Linked DNA regions of Homo sapiens: region 2 is linked to region 1. The links are chromatin contacts, found by Hi-C or POLR2A ChIA-PET in ENCODE. All regions are on one chromosome and are shown on one strand. Each heading gives the region's core, a stretch centred on a gene start or an enhancer-like site at or near the end of the contact. The rest is flanking DNA. Distances are from core to core; before and after follow the strand shown. Region 1 overlaps TTC3 (tetratricopeptide repeat domain 3). Region 2 overlaps DYRK1A (dual specificity tyrosine phosphorylation regulated kinase 1A).

Region 1 (5,609 bases), core at 1,892-4,391:
TCTGTTGGCAAACAATAAATGTCATTTATGTAATTATTTTTTAAAACCTTTCAAACTGCATATAACTCTGAAAGAGCATCTGTTTGATGCTGGCAGCTTCTCCAGCTGCAGGTAACTGTCCTCCCTGTGGCAGCCAGGCTTTAGAAATCTATCCCAGGCACAAACCTGGTCCAGCTCTGACATTTCCTGTACCTTCCCCCAATACCTTAGTATCTTTCAAGTGTAAAAAAGCAGGGAATCAAGTATTTGAAACTCTGTGAATGATCAGTTGGAGAACTGTGAATTATGGTCAGATTGACCATACATGCCCTTTTGCCTTGGAGCATGCCACTTTGTCTGCTCAGACCGAAAGTTTAGTACTATAAATAGAGTCCATGCTTAACTAAATTAATTAAACAGTCAACCTTACTATCAACCAGGAGCAAAACTTTATGGTTTAAGACTTTAGTTACCTCCATTTTAATTCTTAATTCAGCAAAAGGATCACAGTGAATAGTAACTTGCTGTCGTGAATGAATTTACATGCCCCAAATTACCAACAGAGACAGGCAGGAAGCTAAATGCCACCTCTATGTTATTACATTTAAACTTCACGATACTTCTGTGAGAAATACATTATGTTTGCCTTTAATAGATCAGAGAACCAAGTGATGCAACTTCTCAAAGTCCCAGGAGAAAGTAGCAATGCTGGGATTCAAATGCAATTCTCACTGGTTGAGAAGCCAGCAATCACCTATACTAGCATCAAGGTCCTAAAACTAACAGCTAATTTAAGAAAGCATTTGTGAACATTCCCATCACTGATAAAAACATTCATTTGATGGTCAAAAGCACTGACTCATTAAACAACAGAGCCTACCTGGTTTAAAGCTAAGCACAGCATAAGACTTCAACAACAGTAAACAGGCCAAAATGTTCACTATAAGACTGCCTGTAAGCATAAAAAGCTGATACAATCTAAATGTTCAACAACAAGAAATTGGTCAAATAAATGATCACACATTAATAAAATGGAAAACCAAGTATCCATTTAAAATGATGCTATAAATCGTATTTACTGATATGGAAACAAGTCTACAATATATTAATTGAAGCCTGCAAATTTCAAATAAAATATATATGCTGTGATCCCATCTTTTAAAAACTATTGTTTAATTATATGTAAATGTTCAAACATCCTGGAAGGCTACACATCAAAATATTAACATGAGTGATGGGAAGGTAGATGATTTTCAATTTCTCTTTCATAATTTTTGGTATTATTCATTTAAAAAATTTAAGAACTCTATATATTATTTTATCATTAGCAAAAACTAAACACTATTTGTACAAATAGCAGCAGGAAACACAAGCTCTGACCTTCTTCCTACTTAACTAGACATTGATCTTGTCAAACATTCCATATCTAACTATAGAACTGCTTTTTAAATGACAGCATGATATTTCATTTTATAGGTATATCATAATTTAACTAGTCCGCTATTGATGGAGGTTTAGATTGTATTCAATTTTCTGCTGATTCAAATACAGACAAAACAAACATACAAATCCCCTTGGCTCACTGGTCTCTCTATACATATATGAGTGCAGATCGATTCCTAACTGCCTTCCCAGAAATTTCAGTTTCACTATCTTTCAAAATGTGAATGATTGCTTTTCCTATTTCAAGTGGGGTGGGCATCTGTTTATATGTTTAAAAATCATCTGTATTTCTTTCATTGTGAATTGTCTATTCACATCCATTCTCATCTTTGTGACAGATTGTTGATCTTTTCCTTACTGATTTATAGAAACTTTGTTGTTAAGGAAATTAGTTCTCTATCTGTTTCACACTGCACATAATTTTCCTTGTTTCTCTCCTGTGTTTTGATATGTGTATGTGTATGTATTTGTTGTCATACATATGCTATGCATATAGGATATACACATTACATGCATGTGTATATGAATATAAACATTCTTTTTTCCCATGCTGTTTACTGATCTTACAAAAAATTTTTCCCGTTTTTTTCCTGGATACTTTTATAGGTCCATTTTTTATGCTAAAATCTTTAATCTGCCTGGAACTTATTTTGGTATAAGGAATGAGGTAGGGACCAAGATTGATTTTTTCTAGATGGCAATCCATTTCTCCTATGTATTTAATAATCCAGTTTTTGCTCACTGATAATTTGCCATCTTCGGTTTTGTTTTTTGTTTTTTTTTTTTTGAGACAGAGTCTCGCACTGTCGCCCGGGCTAGAGTGCAGTGGCGCAATCTTGGCTCACTGCAACCTGTGCCTCCTGGGTTCAAGCGATTCTCCTGCCTCAGCCTCCCAAGTAGCTGGGGTTACAGGTGTCCACCACCACGGCCAGCTAATTTTTTTTAATTTTAGTAGAGATGGGGTTTACTATGTTGGCCAGCTGGTCTCAAACTCCTAACCTCGTGATCCACCCACCTCAGCCTCCCAAAGTGCTGGGATTACAGGCATGAGCCACCACACCCAGCCAATCTACCATCTTGATTGACTGACTGAGATGGAGTCTCACTCTGTCGCCCAGGCTGGAGTACACTGGCGTGATCTTGGCTCACTGCAACCTCCGCCTCCCAGGTTCAAGCAATTCTCCTACCTCAGCCTCCCAAGTAGCTGGGATTACAGGTAAGCTACCACACCTGGCTAATTTTTGTATTTTTAGTAGAGACGGGGTTTCAACATGTTGGCCAGGCACTCTCATATTAATGGTCTATGTATGTGGTAATATAGATAGATTTATATTGTGTTTTGATATTTAGTTGCACAACTCCTTTTCTTAGTTTCTCTTCCATACCCATTCTTGATGTTCATTTTTACATATGAAGTTTAAAATCAATTTGTCTAGTTTCAAATTAATCCTGTGCAGTAACCAGGCCTCTTGTTAGTCACAGCCTTGTATAGACCTCTCCTACCATGTATCAGGGTTGGTGGATTGATCTATGTGACCAAGAGAATGCGCAGAAGTGATAATTTGTGACTTCCTAAAGCACTGCCGCTTCTGCCTGGTATCACACACTCTGGGAAAAGCCAGCCCCATGAGGTCAAGCAGGGCTAGGTGGAGGTCCACAAGGCAAGGAACTGAAGCTTCCTGACAACTGCCAACATCCGCTTGCCAGCCATGTGAGTGAGCTATCTTGGAAGTAGAACCTCTGGGCCCAGTTACTCCCGCAGATGACCAAGCCCTGGTCAACATCTTGGCTAGCTACATGAGAATCTCCAGAAGCATCCAACTAAACTGCTCCTGAATGCCTGACTTAGCGAAATTGTGAGATTTCACAATTGTGAAATATTTTACTGTTTTAAGCCACTAGCTTTTGAGGTTGTTTGTTATATATACAGCAATATACATAACTAATTTGCCCTGTTCATGTATATACTGGGATTGTGTTAAATTTTAAAAAGCTTTAGGGAGAACCAATCTCATTATCATAATATGTGTTCTTATCCAAGTACATGAAATATCTTTTCATTTAAGGCTTCTATGTGTCTCTCCATAGCATTTAAAAATTTTTCTTTATATACATTTAAGTATTTTATCTCTTTTTTGGTATTGAAAATATTTTCTTTCAACATACTTTCTAACAGGTAATTGTTTATATATATTTTTATATACAAGTATAGGTTTATATAGGTTAGTGTAGGTTTTCAGTTGATCATTTTGGATTTTCCTGGTACACAGCCCTAGCCTCTGTAAATAATGATACTCACATCTCCTCTTTTCTATCTTCTTTCTTTCTCATATCTGCTTTCTCAGTTAATATACCCAGGATAACAATAAATATTAATGGTGATGTTTTACCATTAAGCAAGATGATGGCTTTTGGCTTAAAATATTAGCATGTTGAGAAATATTCATCAATTCCCATTTTCTTACTAGTTTTGGTCAAGACAGTGACCTGAATTTTATCCAATACCTTTACAGCAACTTTGAGTTGATAAGACAACTTTTCTCTTATGATGCATATTAACGAACTAAATTATATTAGTAGGTTTTCTAATTGAATCATTATTATAGTAGAGAAGGTCTTTATCTTTCTGTATTATTCGCATGAATAAGCTTACTTATAAATTATTATATGCTCATTATACCAGTTAAAACAATAAAGCTGGCCAGCCTGGATGACAGTGAGACCGTGTCTCAAAAATAATTAAAATAAAAATAAATAAAATTTTAAAAATAATAAAATAAAACAATAACGCTGTTATAATTTGAAATAAGTATGCTGGAAAAAAATTACCTTTTCCTTCCCTTCTCAAATTTCAACAATAAAAACAAAATCATTTTTTTGTTATGTTCTCAAGCTTATTCCATGATAACTTTGTGTGGAATAAGCTGACTCCAAAATAGTTCTAGTTCATCATTCCATCTAGATAAATTAATGAAAACTAAACCTTTAAACAGTTTAATGTAATTTTGACTCACTTGTCGTTCCTCAAAAGGATTATATGGCTCAGTATTGACTTCTTGGTGTATTATGTTCCAAGATACCTGTGGGCAAAACAAAAAATAAAATTCACTTTATCTCAATCGCTCTAGTAAAATAAGCCCATCAAGTAGTAACACTTTAAAACACACCCACAATTTTTTCAAGTTTTTTTTCCCATTTAGATCATGTTCCATGCTTTCCGTAAACATGTATATTAGGAAAGTTATTTAGAATTAGCATATCTGGAAATGATTATGATCCATTGCTCTTAACCTATTTTTTTCAAAGCTTCCTAGAAAACATAATGAGTGGGGCAATTCAATAAGGATTTAATGAATTCATACCCTATAAAGGCAACCATAGGAGAATCTTGATTTCATCTCTTCCTTGTTAGGAAAGAACTCATACACATCCCTCTTGTTTCTACCTGGCTGTCTCTTTTTAACATTCTCATTCCTCCCCTGGTTTGACAGGAGAAGCTGGGCCTGTGTAGGTCAGAGTCTTCCTTTTTCCTTCTCTTTCTGAGGAGCTGCCAGCACATTTTCCCTTCCTCCTTCATGCGCTAAGTCCTATGGGGCAGGCACCCCACGCTGGAAGGCCTCCAGGTGGGCCCTCCTGTAACTGGCAGGTAAGGCACTGTGATGCAGGCTACACTTCCAGCTAGCACTTGAACTTTCCTACAAACAGCCACCTTCTCCTCCAGCACCTTTATTAATTCTTAGGATGACGTTTTGGCTCCACCTGCTGTCTTATTTCTCAATCTGTGTAGAATTTCAGTAGCAAAGATGGGTATTGTTTATTGGACCCAAGCTTCTTTCTGAGAAGATTACCTGTCATGCCTCACAAAAGAGTTCATATTTTAAAAGTATTTTCAGGCAAAAGCTTCAGTAATCATTATAAAGTCAATCAACTTTAAGGATTCTTGCAAATATAACGGCAATGAAAAATGAAAAGGAAAATTTAACTTCAGTATTAAGAAGACTTTTCTATTTAACTCTTACCTGTATGGCAACCATCTGCACGTGTGGAATGTTTGTTACTGCACTGGTGCTTTCTGGAATTACTTCACATTTGTTGTTAGAATTTCCACAGTGCTCATCATTTCTGTTAGACTCACTCAGGACTGTATGAGCATCACCTGTGCTGCAGTGTGACTTTACAGATATTCC
Region 2 (5,717 bases), core at 3,213-5,712, 290 kb before region 1:
AAAGTAAGTAAGTTTGGCTATTCCATGTAAGTTCCTGATTCACCTCATCAAATCCACCAAAACAAATCCATGTTGGGATGTTGAAATTGAAATTGCATTGATCTCTATAGAATGGTGGTGCCCAACAGAATTTTCCGCAATGATGGATTTACCTGTATCAGTAATGTAGCAAATAGCCACATGTGGCTAGTGAGCATCTGAACAATTTTATTTTTCTTTTCCAATCCTTATTCTTTCCCTTGCCTTATTCTACTTGCTGGGACCTTTAGTACAGTGATGATTTAAAAAGGAGGTAACAGACACTACTCTCACATATTCTCAATCTTGGAAATACAGCTTTCTTAGAAAGAAAGCTTTCAACATTTCTCCAGTATTATGGTTGCTGCAGGTTTTTAACAGATACTATTCCCAGATTAACAAAGTTTCCTTCTACTGCTAGTTTTCTAAGACCTTTTCCTCATGAATAGATGCTGACTTTTATTAAATGCTCTTTCTGTATCTACTGAAATGAGATGACCTTTCTGATTTACTCTGTTGATGTGGTGAATGACGCTGATTGATTTTTGAAATGATAAACGACTTTCCTTGAGCCAAGCATGGTGGTTCCCACCAGTAATCCCAGCAATCTGGAGGCCAAGGTGGGAAAATCACTTGAGCCCAGGAGTTTGAGACCAGCCTAGACAACATAGTGAGACCCCATCTCTACAAAAAAATTAAAACATTAGTAGGGTGTGGTGGCACATGCCTATGGTCCCAGTTACTCAGGAGGCTGAGGTTAGAGGATCACCTGGGCCCAGGAGGAGGAGGGTGCAGTGAGCCATGATTGCACCACTTGCACTCTAGCCCAGGGCAAGATCCTGTGAAAACAAACAAAAAAAGATTTTCCATTTCTGGAATGCGATTTGGTCATGATTTTATGCGTGTGTGGTAGATTCACTGGTGAAACCTTCTGGACCAGGAGTTTTGCTTGTGGATAGTTTCCGTTTTTTTGTTTTGTTTTTTTTTTTTTTTCTTTTGTAAATCCCAAAGACTTCAAAACTAGTGGGTAGCTCTTTCCACTAAGGATCATGTTTAATAGGACTATTCAGATTTTCTATTTTCTGCTGTGTCTGTTAAGTTGTAGTTTTCTAATAGTATAACTTCATCTAAATTTCAAATGGACTGACATCAAGTTTTTATAATATCTTCTCATAAGCTTTTGTGATATCCTCTTCACCTCAACATTGGTTAATGAGGTCTTCTCTTTCTTCATGGTCCGCCTCATCAAAGGTTTAATTTTATTAAGTATGCTGTCTTATATAGGTATTTTTTTTTAAATTTTGGTCTCATCTTGTTCTATCAGTTACCAACAACAATGTATTAAAAATCTCCTACTTAAAGTGTTATACTGGATAATACAAATTCAGGGTTGTTATGCCTTCCTGATGAATAATACCTTTTATCATCATAAACTGCCCTCTTTATTTCTAGTAAAGCTTTTTGCTTTATCTGTTATCAGTCTGACTACACCAAGCCTTCTCTGCATCAATTTTTGTATGGTATGTCTTTTGTCCATCTTTTTACCTTTACCTTCTTCTGTTTCCTTGTATTTTAGGTTTATCTCTTGTAAAGAGTATGTGGTTGAGCTGTATCTATAAATGAACACTAACAATCTATTTGTTCCAACTGTTTTATGTTCCTTTTCCTTTCTTATCTTTTGCTGGAATTTTTTATATCATCTCCCCATATTTTTATTTTTTAGTTACCTTATATATTACAATATTACAAAAGATTATGCATCCTTGACTAATCAAAATCTAATTACTCCCTAAACTCATCCACTATGTTGATTTCTGTTTTAATTCTGTTGCTCTCTCATCCATACACATATGTGTGTATATCTACTGTATTCACAAGACATCCAAATGACCATCCAGCATGGATAGAATCAGACTGAAAGATGCATCTGGAAGGAAAGATGGGTAATTCTGTGACATCCAGATAGCTATGAAAGAATTACAAAGAAACAGGTAGTTCCCTTGATTACTGCTGTTATCACTACCCTCCTGAAATACTTGTTTCATTTTTTGAATCTAGATTGAGTGAATTATATGCATTAAATTCAACAAGCACTTACTGAGGGGCTGCATCAGCACTGTCTTGCGGAGGTGACAATGCCATTCATAATCTGTAACAGCACTTCTTGGACTTTAATGTGCCTGCAAATTGTTTTTCAATCTTTTTAAAAATGACGGTTCTGATTCAGTAGAGCTTGAAAGTCAACATTTCCTTTTTTTTTTCTGAGACAGAGTCTTGCGCTGTTACCCAGGCTGGAGGGCAGTGGTGCACTCTTGGCTCACTGCCACCTTTGTCTCCTAGGGTCAAGCAATTCTCCTGCCTCAGCCTCCCAACTAGCTGGGATTACAGGCACCCGCCACCACCCATAGCTAATTTTTGTATTTTTAGTAGAGACAGAGTTTCACCATGTTGGCCAGGCTGGTCTTGAACTCCTGACCTCAGGTGATCCACTCACTTTGGCCTCCCAAAGTGCTAGGATTACAGGCATGAGCCACCATGCCTGGCCAAGGGTCAACATTTCTAACAAGTCATCAGATGATGCCAATACTATTTTGAAAAGCATTGGTCACCTTAATAAAAGAAAGCTGTTCTCCAACTAATTCAAGTAGTGGATAATCCAAAAATAAGTTATAGTCTATCTAAACAATACACTAGAGGGTTTTTTTTCCCCAATAGATTTACTTTTCTAGTTATAAAGTTGAAACTTTTTTTAGGGAGAATAATACACATTCCCATGCATAACGGTGATATGCTAGGTGACAAAGAATCTGATGTTCTTTTTGGAATTTGCTGTGGATGATCTGAATGTGAATTGGCAAGAAAAAACTTTTTCACTTCTGGTACCTTTTTAGCTATGTATTATAACACCTATCATAACTAGTTAGTGACATTATCAGTTATTTAGTGAAAGTGAAGAAAGATTAAGCCACCAGTACAGGAGGACTGCTGGTAAACATGGTATATAAACGAGGTGTGCTTGCCACATGCTCATTGTCTCCTTTCTTAACTCGACTGCTGTGTATGAAATTCAGAATAAACCTAAGTTTAATTTCCTCCTGCAACACCAAAAAGTATTTAAGTTATCCATTCATTCATTCCTTTCCTATGATAAGATTCCAAGGGGACAAAACTAATATGCGTATTTCTAGTTAACCTGATTTCATAATTAAGCAAATTACCCATGTTTTTACTCTTAAGTTTCTATCTTCCTAAAATTTTAATGCAAATGTTAATGGAAAAAATGACTCAGTTCATCCTGTAACAGGGATGATCATATAAAGTATTATGCGGAACCATATGAAACTGCTGATAGATTTCTGACTACCCTTGGCTTACAAAAACAGTAATTTCATATGGTTCAACCTACTATCTACCGTATTATATAATCTTTATTCAACTCAGTATAATAATATCTTAGCTTAAGAATGTATCACAATACATGTTTTAACATCAGATAATGTTATAATTTAATGATGAACTTAACAAATAATTCAAAGCTATCTAAAATCATCATTTGGAGTGCAGTTCCAAAGTATTTTCAACTGCTGTCAAACAGTATGGAAAGCATGTTGGAGAAAATCATGCATGTGGAGTTCTGTCTTTACGTGCTTCTGAACTGTATGGATCATTTTTACCATGAGCATGTTTCTGTAACTTTGCTAAACTTGGGAAAAATTCAATATTTTACTAAAAGAAAAATGAAGCAGCTTTCTTACTTCAGCCACGTTACTATGTTCTAGCAAGGAACTATAATAACTAGAGACCATATTACCAGTATGGATCAGCACTGATTCTACAGAGAAATATTTCATAAACAACACATCTCAAAGACTGGGACATAAGATTCAAAAAGATAGTGGTAAACACAGAGGAAACAGCAAATACAAAAAGCATGAGAAAAGACCCTAAGTTTAAAAACAAAAAAGTAAAAATAACAAGTATCAGAAGCCATCATCTCTGATACATAACCCACACGTAGCTCTACTTGTAGATCTGAATGTTATTCTTACCTAACCTGAATTTCTTTGTTAGTAATGTGTTAACAGGGGACCATTCCTGTGACAGTATTAATTGATAGTAGATTTTAAAGAGAAACAGTTAAATCAAAGAACAATATTAAAGAACAAAAAGTAAATGAAAATAATTTAATTAAAACTATAGCATCTAAATGTGGAAACTTATGAGGCTGAGGTTCTAAGACAGAATCCACTAAGAAATGAGGAGGGCAACCAAGCTTATGTGGGCAAAAACCCACGAGGTCCCTAGCAACAAGGCACATCCAAAATGAATTGCACCTCTAATGATGGCCGGAAATAAAGGCACATGATTAAGAGGGTAAGTGAACGAAAGTCCATGAGTAAGCTTTGTTCACGATTTTATCATCAGCACCAAGAACAGTGCCTGGCACATGGCCTGCATTCAATAAATATCTGTGCAATAAAGGAATGAACTGAATCCATCAGGAATATTTAGACTGTGAAGAAATCATTGAGAGAGGGAGGGAGGGGACTGCACGGGAGGTAAGGATGAATGTAGTATTTTTTAAATGAGGGGTTCTTGAATCAAAAGCAGAGAAAAGTCTTATAGCACAGGCTACAGCTATTGCTCAGTCAACTGCTCTTACTCATTTTTATATCCCAAGCACACAGTGCAGTGCCTGGCTCCACAGAAGGTGTTAAATAAATATATATTAAAGTGAAAGTAAGCAATGACTGTGACTATGCAAAAAGTCTAATGATAAGGACTATTTAGTAACAGTGAGCCAATAAGAACAAATGAACTGCTTTCTTATTACCCTCTAGTGGCCAATATGTGTTACTACAGGATACACACACACACACACACACACACACACACGTGCCAACATTAAACACACACACACACACATGCACACACAAGCTTGTCAACCCACTAGCCAAAAGAGCATACTCAATTATCTAGAAACACAATGAAATTGCTCATATAAGACGTAAATAAAATCTCAGGTTTTTCAGCATGAAAGATTAACTGAATCTATATATTAAAATTGTTAGTAACAATGGGTTATGGATAAAAACATGTTACCCTTAGGAATTTGTATTATCAGATTTCCACTTATGACCTTTGTAGAGTACCTGGTACCAGACTCCCTCATTCATCATAAACAACTAAAGAACTAGTCAAAACATACGAAATAACCGTTTTCAAACACTGGACAACAGGCAGTGCAGAATCGTGATGACTGAAAAAAGAAATCACTCTTGGTGAGCCCTACAATCCCCCTGGTTTCCTATCTAGAGGCACTTTCCAGGGTACAATATAGGAAGGGGGAGCCCAAACAGAACACAGCAATCTCACTGTGCTGCAGAGACAGAAGGAAGAGTTCAAGGCCACTGAATTGGCTGGAATTTGTGCAGCAGGTAACAAAAAGAGAAGGAGCTCCATCAATCCGTACATAGGGTTCTCCTTGACTCTTTGGCCAAATGCTAAGCTGCACAAGCACTGGGAGAAGGACCATGAAGCCAGGCACAGAACAACTACCAGGGAACTGTGAACTGAATAACTACTAAAATTCACACAAGACTGTAAGACATTGAGTGTTCAAACAGGCTACAGTGGAGAAACCCACAGACATTCAACAGAGACCCCAGAAAATCCACATTTAGGGCTAGGGCTAATCC

Evidence for each region. Hi-C counts contacts between places; a loop is a spot of excess contacts on that map. ChIA-PET counts read pairs that join two places held with the same protein, here RNA polymerase II (POLR2A). Pooled maps may share reads with other maps.
Region 2: a loop to region 1 is called in a map of endothelial cell of hepatic sinusoid, with 3 times the contacts of the local background. The contact joins two enhancer-like sites. A Hi-C loop is called at or near these places in 2 of 168 maps with a recorded cell type or tissue (HCT116 and endothelial cell of hepatic sinusoid), 3 of 37 single-sample maps with no recorded cell type and 4 of 50 pooled maps. POLR2A ChIA-PET finds 5 or more read pairs at or near these places in 4 of 52 experiments (AG04450, HEK293, OCI-LY7 and 1 more).

What each region holds. Positions count from the first base shown.
Region 1 is chr21:37,166,448-37,172,056 of GRCh38, reverse strand. TTC3 (tetratricopeptide repeat domain 3) reads right to left here. Exons shown (of 46, transcript NM_001330683.2): 33 at 5,442-5,609; 34 at 4,437-4,502. Among named protein-coding and RNA genes, the nearest start is that of TTC3-AS1, 25 kb to the left of the region's middle. Within about 2 kb of position 3,141, at least 2 of the 41 ENCODE cell types and tissues checked have a DNase peak (open chromatin) inside an H3K27ac peak, as active enhancers do.
Region 2 is chr21:37,462,401-37,468,117 of GRCh38, reverse strand. The region is part of intron 2 of DYRK1A (dual specificity tyrosine phosphorylation regulated kinase 1A); the gene reads right to left. Among named protein-coding and RNA genes, the nearest start is that of KCNJ6-AS1, 53 kb to the left of the region's middle. RefSeq lists a silencer at 4,810-4,859. Within about 2 kb of position 4,462, at least 9 of the 41 ENCODE cell types and tissues checked have a DNase peak (open chromatin) inside an H3K27ac peak, as active enhancers do.